Regions from separate parts of the Homo sapiens genome. Here regions 2 and 3 are each linked to region 1. A link is a contact called in ENCODE Hi-C data. All regions are on one chromosome and are shown on one strand. The core of a region is the stretch at or near the end of the contact, and the rest is flanking DNA. Distances in the headings are between cores, read along the strand shown.

Region 1 (3,274 bases), core at 509-3,008:
ATCTATCTTTTGGTAATGGGGCTGCCACCCCTTGCAGAATGAAAAGTAGAGTGTGTATGCTCACACCTCCCTCCCTCCCTCCCTCTCTCCCTCCCTCTCTCTTTCTTTCTTTCTCAGAGTATCGCTCTGTCTCGCCCAGGCTGGAGTGCAGTGGCGCAATCTTGGCTCACTGCAACCTCTGCCTCCAGGGTTCAAGCGATTCTCCTGCCTCAGCCTCTGGAGTAGCTGGGATTACAGGCGCCCGCCACCACGCCCGGCTAATTTTTTTGTATTGTTAGTAGAGATGGGGTTTCACCATATTGGTCAGGCTGGTCTCAAACTCCTGACCTCAGGGGATCCACCCGCCTTGGCCTCCCAAAGTGCTGGGATTACAGGTGTGAGCCACCGCACCCGGCTCACAGAATTTCTTAAAAAGTCATTGTGTTCAGTCTTTATGGATCCTCTAAATTCCAGCTGCTCAGCCTCCCGGAGCTAAATGAGATCACTTAAAGGTCGACTGTTGGGGCCTCCAAGGTCGCCTCGGAGACTCACCTCATAGGCAATCAAATGGATCGCTGGGTTTTTGTGTGTGTGGGTTTTTTTTGTTTATTTTTTTTTTCCAGAAAAACACTCCACCAAGAAGGTTTTTATAACCTACTGGAGGAGGAGGATGGAGAGTGGGCACGAAAGGACTAGGATGAACATGCCATAAGCAATCTAAATGCCACTGCAATATTGCCTGGTGAGGACCTGATTACTGATGTTTTAAAGCTAAGCTTTCAGTTGTCACTCCACCCAGTAGTGAAACAATGAGCTCTAAAATATATATTTCGGCTCAAGCTTTCTTATGTGGGGAGGTAATCCACCCGAAGGTATCCCCAGCCTGTACCTAATACAGTGCCCAGCACTAAAGCAGCTCAGATGCCAGTGAATGGTGGCCACTGGGAGGCCTGTCAGTGGGTGCCAGTAGCGGTCTCTTCAGAGAAAAAGAAAACTCCCCTCTGCCAGATCAGTATTTTATGAGCTGTGAACCAAAACCATTGCTACCACCATCACTATAATTCTATCCACAGTAATTATCATAAAGGCCTAACAATGCCTTGTAGATGAACATTCTGAGTAACTGCTCTATAACCAGGAGATTTAAGACCGCACCAAAAACCAGTAGAGGGTTATACTTTACTGGGCACAAGTCGTTTATGATAACGAAATTGTAGTTTAATCTGTGAAGAGATGTGAATGTAACTGAGACACGCTTAAATGGAATATACAGATGAGCTTTATTTTTATATCTGGCATGCTTGGATCCATGCCGACCCTCCAGCTGCTCGGGCCTGCCCTTAGGGGCTATGGACCGCATGACTCTATCAGCGGCACTGCCACCGCCGCCGCCTCCGTGCTGCCTGCGTTCCCCGACCATTGATTGGGCCCGGCAGGCGCTTCCTGGGGGCTTCCCTACCGGCTCCAGCCCTTGGGATTCGGGAGCGCCCTGCTAGGAAGCCAGAGCCCCGCAGGGGCCGCGGCGTCCAGGCCGCCTAACGCGCGCCCCTCGCCCGGCGCCCCGAAGCGGCCCCGAGGGGCGGGAGCCGAGGCGAGCGGCAAGGCCGGGCCGGGGGCGCACAGCGCCCCTAGAAGTGCGGGCTTCCCCCACCCCCGGCAGCGACCCTACCTCCCGCCCCCGCTGCGTGCGCGCGTGTGTCCGTCTGTCTGTATGCTCTCTCGACGTCAGTGGGAATTTCCAGCCAGGAAGTGAGAGAGTGAGCGAGACAGAAAGAGAGAGAAGTGCACCAGCGAGCCGGGGCAGGAAGAGGAGGTTTCGCCACCGGAGCGGCCCGGCGACGCGCTGACAGCTTCCCCTGCCCTTCCCGTCGGTCGGGCCGCCAGCCGCCGCAGCCCTCGGCCTGCACGCAGCCACCGGCCCCGCTCCCGGAGCCCAGCGCCGCCGAGGCCGCAGCCGCCCGGCCAGTAAGGCGGCGCCGCCGCCCGGCCACCGCGCGCCCTGCGCTTCCCTCCGCCCGCGCTGCGGCCATGGCGCGGCGCTGACTGGCCTGGCCCGGCCCCGCCGCGCTCCCGCTCGCCCCGACCCGCACTCGGGCCCGCCCGGGCTCCGGCCTGCCGCCGCCTCTTCCTTCTCCAGCCGGCAGGCCCGCGCCGCTTAGGAGGGAGAGCCCACCCGCGCCAGGAGGCCGAACGCGGACTCGCCACCCGGGTAAGCCAAACTCGGGCGAGTGGGGGCCCGGCAGGGGACGCGTGGCCCAAGTCCTGCCGCCCAGCCCTCCGCACCCCCTCCAGCCCCACTCGGACTTCCTCATTCCTGCGCTAACCGCTGGGCTAGACCGTGGGAGGAGGTTGACAGTAGCTGAGAGGCACATGGGATTAGCGACAGCGGGGAAAGACACATCCGGACCTCGCAGGGGCTAGTCGGCCGAAGGGCCGCGGCCGCCCGGCGGTCATTTCTCTTCACGTCCCTCCGCGGGGCGGGAACGCGAACCGGAGGGGAACTCTTACAAACTTTTAAAATCCCCAACCCCAGCCCCACCTGGGGGATGGTGAGAAGGTTGGAGTGCGCTGCGGCGCGGAGGAGAGAGGGAAGGTGGTTGGTGCAGTGCAGAACCAGATTTCACCTAAGGGCGTTCCATGAAATGAAAGCAGAAGTGCTTGTCAGTCCTCTTGGCTGGGAAAGCCCTCCCCAGCTCCCCAGAATTGAATAGGAGAGTCTATTCATCCCTCTCCTACTTCTAAAAGAAACCTGGCTCGCTCTCTGTCTCTCTCTCTCTCCCCCCTCCCCCCCTCCGTGCGCGCGCGCGCGCGCACACACACACACACACACACACACACACACACACACGATATAGTCACCTGCTATAGGACTTGATTCTGATCCTCCGGGGCCTGGCATTTGAGAGAGAAAATAAATTACCTACCTGGATACTTAGAGCACTTTTTAGACTTGATTATGTAAAACTCTTGGACAGTGCCACCATGCATTATGCATGACCGCTGAAACAAAAATAATGTAAAAACAAGGCCTATCCTAAATGCAAGTTTTTCTATGGTCCTTAAAAACAGACACCAGGGAATGTTTGCCCTGACTTGCTGGTTTATCCTGAAACTCAAATGGGACTTAATGATACAGGATTTAATTATCAAGATTGACATGTTCATGGACTTTGTTAAGTAGAGGTTTTCAGCATTACAGTTTATGAAATAACCATATTTAACTCAAAGATTTTTTTATAAAGCTCATAATCTGAAAAAATGCTTATGGTATTACTAAAACATTTAATAGCTCTGG
Region 2 (3,135 bases), core at 233-2,732, 2.6 Mb before region 1:
GCTGGGATTACAGACGTGAGCCACCGCGCCCAGCCCAGTGTTACAGAATATAAAATAAATGACAATGTGTGTCAAGTGTTTAACACGAAACACAGTTAAGACTAAAGAAGTAGAAGACTATTTTATTTTTCTAAGCTGGGGCTCACTGCAACTTCCAACTTCTGGGCTCAAGCAATCGTCTCGCCTCACTTCCAGCATAGCTGTGACTACAGAGGTATCAATGCGCCTGGCTGATTTTTAAATTTCTTTTTGTAGAACGGGGTCTTGCTATGTTGCCCAGGCTGATCTTGAACTCCCGGCCTCAAGTGATCCTTCCATCTCGGCCTCCCAAAGTGCTGAGATTACAGACTAAGCAACCGCATTGGCCAGAAGACTATCTTATTTTGTCTCATTACACTCTCTTATCCCAGGAATTTCACTGACAATTTAGGTATCAATTTTGACCTCACATGGATTAATCAGGTATCTCTTGTTTTGAGCATCCAGCACTTACTATTCTCCAAACCCGACTGATCATTTTATCCTCCTACACACACACACACACACGTTACCATGTTTCTAAAGAGGCATGGGTTAGAAATCATCGTAAATTGCTACAATAAACCAAATGAGATATTGTTATCACTTACTGGAAAAAAGTATTGTGGGTACATGTCCTACTGACCAAATTCTGACAGGAAAAGCAGCAAACCATCATTCAGAATTTCAAATGGTAAATATACAGAGCCTCTCTTATGCCCCAGCTGGACTGGGGAGTAGGGAGAACCTAATTTTCTCAGTCTCAAGCACCTTAGTGTCCTACACCCCCATTCGAGGCAGAAACTCAGGATCCTGCAAATTCATTCATATTAGTCTCCCACTTCAGATATCAGAGAAAATAATTAACTGGGATGGGTGGGGCTGGGAGGATCAAAACAAATTTCTGTTTGGGAAGTTCTACCTCTCCCCGCTCAGTATGCCCCTCAAAATTCCCCACTCTCCCCTTCCTCTTATGTAGGGGTGTCACTCACATCCGCCATGATGAACCCCCTTCTCTCGCAGGATCAATCTCCACGCCTGGAAGAGAAACTCCCGGTGACTCTTCCCTCTTTGGCTTCCTCGTCCTCCCCACCCACAACTTAATACGCGAGATCAGCCCTGGTCAGAACCAGGTAAAACCCCCGCGGTTCTAGGGCTTGGCCCAGCGAGCCCAGTGGGAGTCGGAGTGCCCCAGCACCCCCACAGGTACTCAGCTGGCACACCTTACCTCAGCCCACCCCATCCCTGCCCCTCCACCCCAAAGAGCTAGGCCCAAAGAAAAGAAGAGAGGGTCCTCTCCTTCTGTTTAATCTCACCACCCGCGCCACCTGCGGGACTAGGCCTCAAAACCAGGCAAAGTAGCGCCAGTTACCTGGGGTTTCTGGGCTGCCTGGTTCTCTCCGCTGTCACTTCAGGGACAGCTTTAAAGACAGGTTCCTCCTCAAGCCACCGTCACATGATTCATGACCTCGTCTGCGCTCCAGGAAGCACTTTCTAAGCCGCCGTCGCCCTACGATACGGGATTTCCGGAGGGGCCCGGCGGAAGCTGCGAGGGCGCGTCCGGCGGCCGCGCCCCTCCCCTCCCCCCCGCCCCGCACGCGCCCCGCCCCTCCCCCGCCCACCGCGGGCCGCGTCTTGCGCCTGCGCCTTGTGTCACGGGCCGAAGGAAGTCAGCTGTGGGGTAGATTTGTACGAGATCGCTGGACCCTAAGGAACCCAGAAAATGCAAGCAAGGTTATGTGTTACAAGACATTCTTGTGCAGAGAGGGTGTATAAATGTCATTAGTTTTGCAGGGTCTGTTATCTTAAAACCTTTTCTTGTAGATGAAGAAATTTGAGGGGATGGTGTGATGAGCTGAAGAGCAAGCACCAGATTGCCTGTGATTGGAAGTACCAGGTCCACAGGTTTCTGACCTGTTTCCTAGGCTCTTGTGACTTCCCCATGGGTGCTCTTTACTGAAGGCCTTACCTAGATTGAATGGGGAGGAGCCATGGGTTTTCTGGAGCACTTCAAGCGTCTACTTTTAACATGCAGACACTGATTACGGGCACCTTCTATGTTCCCTTTTACATCAGAATTTTTAAAAATTAGTAAGGTCTCATGTAATAAATAATAATTGAAAAAAATAAAAGGCTTTCCGGGTGCGGTGGCTGACGCCTGTAGTCGCAGCACTTTGGGAGTCCGAGGCGGGACGATCCTTTGAGCCCAGGAGTTCCACAGCAGCCTGGCAAGATAGGACCCCATCTCTACAAATAATAATAATAATTAAGAATTATCCGAACGTGGCGTGCACCAGGTACTCGGGAGGCTGAGGCAGGAGGATCCCTTGAGCCCAGGGTTTGAGGCTGCATCGAGTGGTGATCGCCCCACTGAACTCCAGCTTGTGTGACAGAGCGAGACCCTCAAAAGAAAAGCTTCTTTAGAAATCGCATCCTCTTTCAGCTACCACACTGTTTTTCCTCTACTCCCTTTCATAGCCAAATTTTCAGAAAACTTTAGCCTGGTTTTCAATTGCTGCTTCCATATGTCACAAATCTAATCAGAGTTCTGTTGATTCTACCTCCTATCTTTGAAAACTATTCACCTATCTATATTCCTACCCTACTCCAAGCCATGATCATCTCTCTTTTGACAACAACCTCCTATTCTTCTTACATTCTCTTTTGCCCTCCAGTCTCCACACAGCAACAAAAATGATGTTCTAAAGACCCAAATCACATCATTTAACTCCTTCCTTGAAAATCAAGTTTATTGACTTAGGATAAAGTTCAATATCAGCATCATGGTTTATATATCATTCTTATGGGGATCTGGCCCCTATCTTAATTCTCTCACCTACCCTGGATTCCTTATGCTATGATCATACAAGTTTGTTTTCACTTCCATAAAGATTTTTATCACTTTACCAACTTAGCACGTTCTGCCTGAGATATTTCTCTAGCATACCTTAATCCTACTAATCTCATCTTTTGCATTTTGGCTTAAACTCACTCTCAGAGAAGCCTTCCCTGACCCTCACTGAATAGTTTAGGTCTTCTAGATAAATGCTTTCATTGTACCCTGTAATTTTCTTTGTAGAATTTATCATAATTATAATTATTTACTTGATATTTATT
Region 3 (3,298 bases), core at 9-2,508, 2.9 Mb before region 1:
TCCCAAAGTGCTGGGATTACAGGCATGAGCCACTGCGCCCGGCCTTTCTTGTTTGTTTGAGACGGAGTTTCGCTCTTGTTGCCCAGGCTGGAGTGCAATGGCGCAATCTCGGCTGATTGCAACCTCCGCCTTCTGGGTTCAAGTAGTTCTCCTGCCTCAGCCCCCCCAGTAGCTGGGATTACTGGCATGCGCCACCACGCCCGGCTAATTTTGTATTTTCAGTAGAGACGGGGTTTCACCATGTTGGTCAGGCTGGTCCCGAACTCCTGACCTCAGGTGATCCACCCGCCTTGCCCTCCCGAAGTGCGGGGATTACAGACGTGAGTCACCGCGCCCGGCCAGGAATGCCCTTTTAAAAGACATGCGGACTAAACGTGGAGGAGCGAAAAGCCCTTTGTTCACTTCAGTTGTCAAGCCTTTTGGGCAGAGGGTTGGGAATGGAAGGGGCAGATGAAATTCTTTCAGAAAGTGACAAGTAATGTGTTGCCATCCTCTTCATATCTGTAGAAAAATTCCCAAATTTAAAGTATTTCAGTGAAATCAAGTAACACTTCGATCTTTATAAAACTGTCCTCAGCTCACAGCACCTGCAGCAACTTCCCCTCGGGCTCTCTACATTTCAGAGAGTTCAGCGACGTCAGCCCTTTGCAGGAAAAATGAGGTAAGGCAGCTTTAAAGAGGTAAAGCCCACGGTCTCTAGCCACGAAGTGGCAGGGCCATAACACGCTTTCCGGCCCTTTAGAGTACAGATTTCCCACTGATTCTTTGCAAACTCACTTTTCACATACTACGGGCCGATGGCAACCCCAAAACACACGCCGACGGAAAGCGCCCCACCACGGGGCGGAGCCTCGCCCACTATCCCTTCTAGGCTCCCAGCCAGCAAACGCATTTCAGAGACGGGATTAAGCTGTCTCTGGCGAACCAGGGAGCAGCTGGGTAGGCCGCGGGGGGCGCCTGTCATCGACGTCATTTCCTTCAGCAAGAGCGCCGCAGGAAACCACTTCCACACCACTGCTCCCCTCTCCCCCGGAAGCCCTTGTTGCTAGTAGGGGGCTGCATGGCACGCGCCCCTTTGCGTCCAGAGAATACCATAGTGCGGGGGAGCGCCAACCAGTGCCAGGACACTTACCGAGCTGAAGAGTTGACAGGGAAGTGAAATCTCAGAAAGAAAGCCTTTCTGGGTTGGCCTGGTTACGGCTCACGCTTCCTTCCACAGAAACTTCAATTCCCAGAGGCAGGGGCGGTAGTTACGCAGTGGAGGCTACGGCGGTTGCGTCTTACGTCATCGAACTGCGGCCATTTCGAACCCGCAATGGAAGAAAGGGGAGGGGTTTATGCGGGGCGGGGTCTGGAGTTAGTGTTTTGGGAGTGGGAGGTAGTTACAGTGATGTCTGTTTTTTCCCGTTCAAGAATTAAGTGTGTACCTGCAGACGTGTATTCATTCATATATTCTTGTGAGTATTGGATGAAGGAATTAAGATAGTCCCACTGTTAAAAATGCAAAACAACGAAGAAAGGCTCCTAATTTTTCTGTGTTGAAAATGAGAGAAAAACATCTCTTGCCTATATTATTTTTAATTTATACAGAAAATTACCATATCACATGATTTTACATAACTCAAGTGGAAAATTAAATTCAAAAAGTGAGTCAGATTCACAATAAAATGCATTTAAATTTAGAATCTGTAAGGCTTTTTTATGGCTGAAGTAAAACAGCCATAGCTTTACTCTTTATTCATTCCTTGAGCTATTTTTCCTATGCTGTTTTGCAAAACATCAGATGACATTTCATTGTTTATAATACTTGACCTTATATAATCTTTTGCTATATATAGATCATGTCAACTGAGAGAGAAATGAAATACAACCCCGTAGATTGTCATTTTCTATTTAGTTTTTTTCTCCTCTACTTCTAATAGGTGATTATTGCAGAATTTGAAGGTAAGAATGAGGTTTGCATCTTGAATAGAAGACTGGCTTCTCATATAGAAAGAATTTTGAAGTAAATTATCCTTGAAGATATTTGAACATGTTTAAAGGCTTCAGTGAATAGAAAATTAAATCCAGAATTTGAGATTCTCTAAAAGAGCCGAAATTTCTTTGACTTTAGTTACAAAACTAAAGTCACTCTTGCCATAAGCCCTTAAATTTTACTTGAAACACTGTATCAGCTATAACACTGTTGTGAGTCCCTCTTCTGTTTCTTCCTCATCTCAAACCTAAAAGATCTTTGTTAACTGAGCACTGGCAAAAAAGTCTGGATCCACTTCTGATCTGTTAGTAGGGCATCTTTTTTCAGCTGCCTCCATATGAGGGCAAAGAGTAGCTGAGGGAGGATTAGTAATTGGATATGTAGCCCTTCACATGTAGGTCATTAAATTCAGGCTGGCAAAGTGATGTGCCAAATCTTTCCACAGCTGTTCAGTTGCTCCTATGGGATCTGTTTTATAAATAATTATACAGTTTTTTCAGAGTTAATACCTGGCCTCCTTAGATATTTTAAACAAAGTTTTAAAGCAAAAAAAACCACTTCATATTCTAATAATGAAGTCAATAAATTTTCTTTTGACATAGACATTTAACTTTGTAGTCATTTGGTGCAAAATTTAAAATGATTCTATTATTAATCCAAAGTAAGCACCAAAAGAGCACCAGCAAAAGTCAATTTAACAAAAAATTGAAACATATAGAAAGTTTAAGACGGTGAAATCATGTGAAACAATATTTTCATTGATTTGTAAAATTTATGTATTTATTTATTTGACACATGTATCGAGTTCTATGCGTTTTGTCTTAGTATTGGTGATACAGAAATGACGAAATCATGCTCTCTGTGCTTAAGGAATCCTTAATCTAATAGGGGAGCCAGCAGTAAATAAATACCATACAACATGTACTTGAGATGCTTGTACTTTGAAAGAAGCAACTAAATGCTCCTTGAGGCAGAGGACATAGTTTTGGAGATTAAATAATTTTGTTTCATCTTGGAAAGTAAGTAGGAGTTGTACAGGTGTCAGAAAAGTGAAGAAGTTTAAGATATTGGGAACAGTGAAAGCAAAGACCTAAGCGTGTCATAGTTTTGCACATGACTGAAAAGCTGTGGATAGAATGAGGAAGAAGGAGGAGATAATAACCCTAAGGGCTTCTCTAACTTGGACAACTGTAGGAATGCAGTAACATTAACCGGGTCATTTAGGGAATACTGGAAGAAAAATAGGTTTTGAGGCCGGGCGTGGTGGCTCACGCCTGTAATCCCAGCACTTTGGGAGGCCTAGGCGGGCGGATCACGAGGTCA

What was found. Hi-C counts contacts between places; a loop is a spot of excess contacts on that map. Pooled maps may share reads with other maps.
Region 2: a loop to region 1 is called in a pooled map, with 8 times the contacts of the local background. The contact joins the promoter of LAMTOR3 here to the promoter of NFKB1 in region 1. A Hi-C loop is called at or near these places in 7 of 50 pooled maps.
Region 3: a loop to region 1 is called in a map of psoas muscle, with 6 times the contacts of the local background. The contact joins the promoter of TRMT10A here to the promoter of NFKB1 in region 1. A Hi-C loop is called at or near these places in 3 of 168 maps with a recorded cell type or tissue (naive thymus-derived CD4-positive, alpha-beta T cell, psoas muscle and vagina) and 13 of 50 pooled maps.

Annotation. Positions count from the first base shown.
Region 1 is chr4:102,499,601-102,502,874 of GRCh38, forward strand. NFKB1 (nuclear factor kappa B subunit 1) reads left to right here and starts at 1,759. Exons shown (of 24, transcript NM_003998.4): 1 at 1,759-2,188. NFKB1-AS1 (NFKB1 antisense RNA 1) reads right to left here and starts at 2,886. Exons shown (of 5, transcript NR_136202.1): 1 at 2,839-2,886. RefSeq lists silencers at 1,439-1,698, 1,709-2,278 and an enhancer at 2,389-2,438.
Region 2 is chr4:99,892,945-99,896,079 of GRCh38, forward strand. It overlaps LAMTOR3 (late endosomal/lysosomal adaptor, MAPK and MTOR activator 3), which reads right to left and starts at 1,483. Exons shown (of 7, transcript NM_021970.4): 1 at 1,391-1,483; 2 at 1,011-1,056. The coding sequence starts at 1,019. RefSeq lists a silencer at 1,582-1,671.
Region 3 is chr4:99,562,781-99,566,078 of GRCh38, forward strand. TRMT10A (tRNA methyltransferase 10A) reads right to left here and starts at 1,259. Exons shown (of 8, transcript NM_001134665.3): 1 at 1,133-1,259. It also overlaps a transcript of MTTP not described here. RefSeq lists enhancers at 363-1,562, 798-927, 1,278-1,337.